Linked DNA regions of Homo sapiens: region 1 is linked to region 2. Evidence: chromatin contacts called from ENCODE Hi-C or POLR2A ChIA-PET data. All regions are on one chromosome and are shown on one strand. The core of a region is the stretch at or near the end of the contact, and the rest is flanking DNA. Distances in the headings are between cores, read along the strand shown.

Region 1 (3,485 bases), core at 439-2,938, 34 kb before region 2:
GACATGACGCTCAAAGGAAATGCTCATTTGAGCACTTTGGATTTCAGATGCTCAGGTTTTGTGGGGCTCAACCAGTAAGTATATAAATGCAAACAGTCAAACATCTGAAAAAAATCTGGAATCTGAAACACTTTTGCTCCCAAGCATTTCCGATAAAGGAGACTCCATCAGTATTTATTTGTCATATTTCAGAAAACAGTTTCCAGCATGTGGTCAACGTAAGCCATGAAAACCAGCTTTGTGTATTAGCAGCGCAAATGCTCTTAGGGAGACAGTGGCGCCATTGCCCATTCTCGGAGCTCTGTGAGCCTAACGGCGGGGTTCTGGGGAGCTTCTTCTAAGATCCTGCCCTGGGGGACCCCTGGGGACACTTCTTCTCCCCAAATTCCTGCTGAGGGCTGCTCAGGGGCGTTCACTCTGTGCCCTTCAGTGAGAGCAGGGTTTGGGAAGACACCCCTGGCCATCTGAAGGTGTTTTGCCCTGCTTTCTGCACGGTGAAAGGCGGTTACTGGGCTTGGTGTGTTCTGCCTTCGTTTACATCTGTATTTCGGAAATAAAAAGAGAGCGCCCCTTCCCCCCACTGCTTTTTATTAACAGGGAAGCAGATGTGGGGTCTCTCAGACAAGACAGCGGCCCAAGTGGTATCAGAGAGTGCGATTATTTTCTCAGAGGGTGAGTGCGTTTCTGGGCATTCTCTCTTTCAGCAATGAAGTTGTGAGGAGTGACTTGAAGAAGCTGCCAGCCCTTCCCACCCAAGCCCTGAAGGAGCACCCTTCCCTGGCCTACTGGTAAGACCCCTGGAGTCTTCCCCAGGAGCGAGTCCCTCTCGGGGTGCGAGGGGACACAGGACAACTGAATGTACCCTCCCTCCACCAGCTCCCACGTGCCAGCCTGGACTTGCAGCTGTATTAAGTACCCTGTGTCTTCCTGAAACCATTTTCTGCATTTATTTATTTATTTATTTATTTTTAAAATAATTAATTAATTTTTTTTTTTGAGACGGATCTCACTTTGTCACCCAGGCTGGAGTGCAGTGGCATGATCTCAGCTCATTGCAACTTCTGCCTCAAGCGATTCTCCTGCCTCAGCCTCCTGAGTAGCTGGGATTACAGGCACGCACCACCACACCTGGCTAATTTTTGTATTTTTAGTAGAGACCGGGTTTCACCATGTTGGCCAGGCTGGTCTCAAACTCCTGACCTCACTCAGGTGATCCGCTTGCCTCGGCCTCCCAAAGTGCTGGGATTACAGGGGTGAGCTACCACGCCTGGCCCGTTTTCTACATTTACTTAAGTGAAGCACTGTGCCTGAGACCTCTCCTTTTTTGTTTCTTCTTCTTTTTTTTTTTAATTTTCAAAAAGAATACCTTCTAAAATTTCACTTTGGAAGCTTCACCGCCTTCGAGAGCCTTTCATGTGCTGCTAGAGTTTCATTTTGGAACACCTGTCATTTGATGACAGCATGTGTGAGGTTTTGAGACGTGGGAGAACCACAGGGTTTTCTTCTTTCAGAAGAGGGAGATTGATTGTTTTATTTTCCCTCGATGTTTCACATCTCCTGATTTAGCCACTATGTAACATTATGCCATAGCTCATCTGTCGGCCCTAAATGGCTGATTCTGAATGATTCAAGCCATTTGAAAGACTCCCAGGTTGTGGTTTGGGCCACAGTTGGGCAGGGCTTGCATTCCTGGATAATGTTTTGAAATCCTACTGGGTTCCTAAGCCCTGGCCACTGACCTTTAATAACTGTAATACCTCTTCTCTGATGTTCCTTCTGATCCCCTAACAGAAATCATTGCAACTCCTTTTATTTAAAAGCAAAACAAAAAGCACAGACCAAGTTGATTCTAATAAACTACAATACGTGACTTGTGTAAGTGCTTTTGATGACAACTTCTGAACTGTATGGATTATGAGCATTTTGTCTTGTCTGGACACTTATCCAGACAGTGACCTAGTTGTTCACTGATTCGTGTGTCTGGGGTAGGGCATGTCTTGATGCAGGGCTCATTAGCAGCATTGAACTCTGGCTCATAATCCCAGCACTTTGGGAGGCCATGGCGGGCAGATCACAAGGTCAGGAGATCGAGACCATCCTGGCCAACATGATGAAACCCCGTCTCTACTAAAAATACAAAAAAAAATTAGCTGGACATGATGTCGCGCGCCTGGTGTCCCAGCTACTCAAGAGGCTGAGGCAGGAGAATCACTTGAACTTGGGAGTCGGAGGTTGCAGGGAACAAAGATTGTGCCACTGCACTCCAGCCTGGCGACAGAGCGAGAGTCCATCTCAAAACAAACAAACAAAAAAACAACTCTGGCTCATAAATCACATCTCTCTGAGAGACCACATCACTAGGGAGCTGGCCCCAAGACCCGAGGCTGGGAGCTCCCTTCCGTGTCTGGCGTCCCTAATTTCATCTCTCTGAGCTGTTTTATTGCCACTCCTCTTTTGGAAACATAGATGTAAATAAATGATGGCTTTCTCTAATTATAACCTGCCCCCAAAGAGCAAAATCTGTTAACTTGCAGGGATTTTGCATGCATCAGCTTCCAAATGTCGAGACTTGCAATCCGAACCCCCAAAAATGATGGTCCCGTTTCCTTGTTCATGGACCCTATTACCCACCTCCCTAATTCCTTGTGCCACTGGGCCTCATCCCTCTGTAGCCTCCTGGCTGTTCACTTCCAAAAATCCAATGGTCAAGGCCCTGGGGATGTGAGAAGGTAACTAGAGAGGACCAGGGAGGAATCTCTTTGCCTCTGAGACCTGTCCTGTTGTGGGTCTCTTAGTCATCCCTTCATTCATTCCTTTCCAAACCTTAGAACACTGCTATGCTCATCTGAGAGTTTTGAATTTCTTCTCTCCTCCCTGTGTCTCTGGATTTCTCCTTCACCATCTCCATTATCTGCTCTGTACTCACACATGATTACTAACCCAGAGGCACCTCGCCCTTCACACACACTCTCTCTGTCTCTTCTGCATATGAACATCTTCACCTATAGCTGGCTTGGCAGAACATCCCATACCATCACGACCAGGCCAGCGCTTTCCCTGAGCCTCCTTCAGACCCATAAGTGCCCAAGCCAGTGTTAAATGCCCTGAGAGTGTGGCAGGACGGGGGAGCCACGTGTATCACAGTCAGCATCACAGCCCAGACGATGTATAAAAGTCAATGACAGGGACCCTCCTGACGATACCCTACTGAAAAACAACAACCACAACCACAACAGGCCCTTTCACCTCATTTCACTGTGGTTGGCTACTTGATGTTGGCTCTAATATTTCAACCTTATTTATATGGACTTTGATTCTTATTGATACATAATAGTTGTACATATTTTTCACGTATATATACTCTGATATCTGTACATAATGTGCAGTGGTCAAATCAGGGTAACTGGGATATCCATCACCTCGAACATTTATCTTTTCTTTGTGTTGGGAACATTACAAGTCTTCACTTTTGGCTACTTTGACAT
Region 2 (3,519 bases), core at 453-2,952:
AAAGTGCTGGGATTACAGGCATGAGCCACCATGCCCAGCCTGCAGTGCGGCACTTCTATAGAGTTTGTAAAGCCTGGTACAGAAACCAGAGATGGTTTCCATCTCTGGCTATAGGAATCATGGGTTCCTGTAGCATGAATACAGCTACTTTATGTATGTCTTGTCTTCCCAAGTAGATTGTAAGCTCGCTACAAATATAAACATGTATTAGGCACCATGTGTTTCCTCTTGCCTATGAGAACAGTCCAGTACAAAGTAGAAGACTACTACATGAATGGTTGGAAAGGGAATGGGAATTCAATGCTGCCTGAAACCCAAGGGCCTTGCCTCTGTCTTCTTTTTTTGTAAAAAGTAAAATATATTGAATGCCTAAAAAACTGATAGAAAAAAAAAAACCTCTGACATATGATTTCAACCCACTAAAAACATATACCTGGGCCAGGATGTTGGCTCACACCTATAATCCTAGCACTTTAGGAAGCCAAGGCGAGTGGATCACCTGAGGTCAGGAGTTCGAGACCAGCCTGGCCAACATGATGAAACCCCGTCTCTACTAAAAATACAAAAATTAACTGGGCATGTTGGTGGGAGCCTGTAATCCCAGCTACTTGGGAGGCTGAGACAAGAGAATCACTTGAACCCGGGAGGCAGCAGAGGTTGCAGTGAGCTGAGAACGTGCCACTGCACTCCAGCCTGGAGGATAGAGTGAGACTGTGTCTCAAAAAAAAAGTATATTTTATATATATATATATATATATATATATATATATGTATATTTTATATATGTATATTATATATGTATATTATATATGTATATTACATATATGTATATATTATATATGTGTGTGTATTACATATATGTATATATTATATATGTATATATATTACATATATGTATATATTATATATGTATATATATTACATATATGTATATATATTATATATATGTGTATATATATTACATATATGTATATATATTATATATATGTGTATATATATTACATATATGTATATATATTATATATATGTGTATATATACCTACTTCTGTTGCCCCTTAGAACCGGCTGTGCTCCAATAGCAAAACCTTACCAGGGCACATGGGATCCAGTCCTCTGAGAGCACAGGTTTGGAGCTTTCTGGGTGCTCTCACATTTTAAATTCCATCTGATTCGGGTTCAGTGACTCCTTTCTTTTGCCCTGCAGCCCTCTAGATGTGAAACAACTCATTTGTATTTGCTGAAAATGTAAATCCGTCTAAAGATTTGCAAGTGCCAGTCTGCTCTAGAAAGTAAAAAGGGCAGAAATGAAATAAGGAAGTGAGTTTTTCAGTTTGTATGTTTTCTTCTGAGCTTGGAGATTATTCCTGTCCATGAGTCTAATTCTTCTTATATAGAGACTCAGAACAAGAAGCTTGAAACAACTTTGTTCTCGTTCATTGTCAGAGCTTCATGGTGTGTTAGAAAGAGCCCAGGACCAGAAGTCACAAGATGTGGGTCCCATCATCAATTACTTATTTAACCTCTGCCAATCCCTTAACCTCTCTCTACTGGGGTTACTTTATCTGTGCAAGGAGGAGGTGGACCAGATGGCTGCTGTGATTCTGTGTAATAGCCCCCCTGGATGAAACAGGAAGTTACTCATAGGGAGATCATTAAGAAGCTTGGTGACTCAGCCTCAGGGGCAGCGGGGGAAGACGAGGTTCTCCAAAGTCCTAGTCAAGCATCAGAGCCACTAGACTGAGCTTCCTCTCAAGCGTCTATTTCCACATCGTCCTGGGAGCTTGCCCACCACTCCACATGCAGTCCCAGCTCTCCATAAATGCTGGCTGGGGAGGAAGTCCAGTGGAGCCAAAGCCCCTTCCTCTGCCCCAGCCTTCAGCTAAATACAGGATGTGGGAATCCAGCAGGCCATCTAATAGAAACCAGTAACTGGTCCCTGCTCATTAAGTACTTAGAGTGGACCCTGTTGCATTCAGGTCTCAAAGGCAGTATTTATTACCCACTTTTGTTTGCACTCCGTGGATAAGTGTTTCCCACCTCCTGTTTTCATACATGAAGATACTGAGGCCCAGAACAGGGAAGTGGAGGACCTGTGATCGCATTGGGAGTCACGGCAAGTCTAGGTCAGAAACTAAGAATCCACATCCAGTATCAGCCAGTCCCAACAACAGGGACAGACATAGTCTCAAGGAAGCCACTACTTGGTGGTTTCCTCTAAGTTTTGTTTCACGCAAGTCCAGATCATCCAGGCTGTTTTTTTTGTTGTTGCTCTTTTTTTTTTTTTGAAATGGAGTCTCACTGTGTTGCCCAGGCTGGAGTGCAGTGGTAAGATCTCGGCTCACTGCAACCTCCGTCTCCTGGGTACAAGCGATTCTCCTGCCTCAGCCTCCGGAGTAGTTAGGATTACAGGCGCGTGCCACTACACCTGGCTAATTTTTAGTAGAGATAGGATTTCACCATGTTGACAAGGCTGGTCTCGAGCTCCTGACCTCAAGTGATCCCCCAACCTTGGCCTCCCAAAGTGTTGGGATTACAAGCGTGAGCTACCATGCCTGGCCCAGGCTGTCCTTCATCACAGTTGTCGTTGTGTTTTAGTCTTTGGAGTATGGAAAGCATTGAGTATTGAAAGCTACTGAGTATTGAAGCATTGCTGTATAGAAAACTAGAGGAAGCCAGGACTCCAAGGATAGAAGGAAAGAATACTTGTTATCATTTACCGTATAAAAGGAAAGCCAGGCCATGGTGCAGGATGAAAAAGATTTGCTTTTTTACTTTCTACTTACAGTCATATTGTAGCTCATTTGTAAAAATCATTCCACTTGTAAAGTTAACCATCCATTAGTCAGTAAGAGCTGTTCCCACTAATTGGTGGACTCCTGGGGAAAGCAACATAGTTAGAGGTTAGAGTAATGGACCAGGTGCCCTTGACTTCTATTTCTGGTTCCTTCACTTACTTGCTGTGTGGCCTTAGGCAGTTTTCCTTAATTTCTCTGGGCCTTGTTTCACCCAAGAAGTAAATTTCCCACTTGATCTTCTTGAGGGATGCCAAAAGATCAAAGGAACGATGTTTGCAGGGCTTTTTAAAGATGCTTAAGTGACGTGCACTAGAAACCCCTTGATTTAATAGGTATGAATTAATACATTCTTTGATTATTGGTAGAACTAAGTATTTTAGCTTTTTAATTAGCTCCTTGGATATAATTGGCCATAGGCGTTACACAAATCCCTAAGGGAACCGGCCCAGTCATCCTGATGATCATTATGGGTGCCTGCTGTGTTTTTATGCGGAGAGGCAGAGTGTGTTGGCAGCTTTACATGGTGGTGGGTTATGACGGCTGCACTGAGCCAGCGCAAGCTCGGGAGGCTCCCCTGAGGTGGCGCAGACCATCGGGGCTGCCCCGAAACCAGCTCAGTCAGAGCCCACCTTACCCTGTTTACAAAGGGGAGGCAAGGTGGAGCATCTCCTGTTTGTTGATTTGATTGTTGTGTTTGCTCTGCCAGCCTCAGAGTGAGGTATTT

The links. A loop is a pair of places that touch in the nucleus more often than their neighbours do. ChIA-PET counts read pairs that join two places held with the same protein, here RNA polymerase II (POLR2A). Pooled maps may share reads with other maps.
Region 1: a loop to region 2 is called in a map of Caco-2, with 5 times the contacts of the local background. The contact joins two enhancer-like sites. A Hi-C loop is called at or near these places in 9 of 168 maps with a recorded cell type or tissue (Caco-2, GM12878, GM13976 and 6 more), 37 of 37 single-sample maps with no recorded cell type and 10 of 50 pooled maps. POLR2A ChIA-PET finds 5 or more read pairs at or near these places in 14 of 52 experiments (A673, AG04449, AG04450 and 11 more).

The regions. Positions count from the first base shown.
Region 1 is chr10:13,745,039-13,748,523 of GRCh38, reverse strand. It overlaps FRMD4A (FERM domain containing 4A), which reads left to right. Exons shown (of 25, transcript NM_018027.5): 9 at 705-788. Among named protein-coding and RNA genes, the nearest start is that of PRPF18, 160 kb to the right of the region's middle. Within about 2 kb of position 1,688, at least 2 of the 41 ENCODE cell types and tissues checked have a DNase peak (open chromatin) inside an H3K27ac peak, as active enhancers do; they include GM12878, where a contact is called at or near this core.
Region 2 is chr10:13,711,279-13,714,797 of GRCh38, reverse strand. All of the region lies in intron 12 of FRMD4A (FERM domain containing 4A), which reads left to right. LOC105376426 (a long non-coding RNA gene) reads right to left here. Exons shown (of 4, transcript XR_001747371.2): 2 at 2,784-2,876. Among named protein-coding and RNA genes, the nearest start is that of PRPF18, 130 kb to the right of the region's middle. RefSeq lists enhancers at 1,363-2,227, 2,228-3,094. Within about 2 kb of position 1,702, at least 13 of the 41 ENCODE cell types and tissues checked have a DNase peak (open chromatin) inside an H3K27ac peak, as active enhancers do; they include GM12878, where a contact is called at or near this core.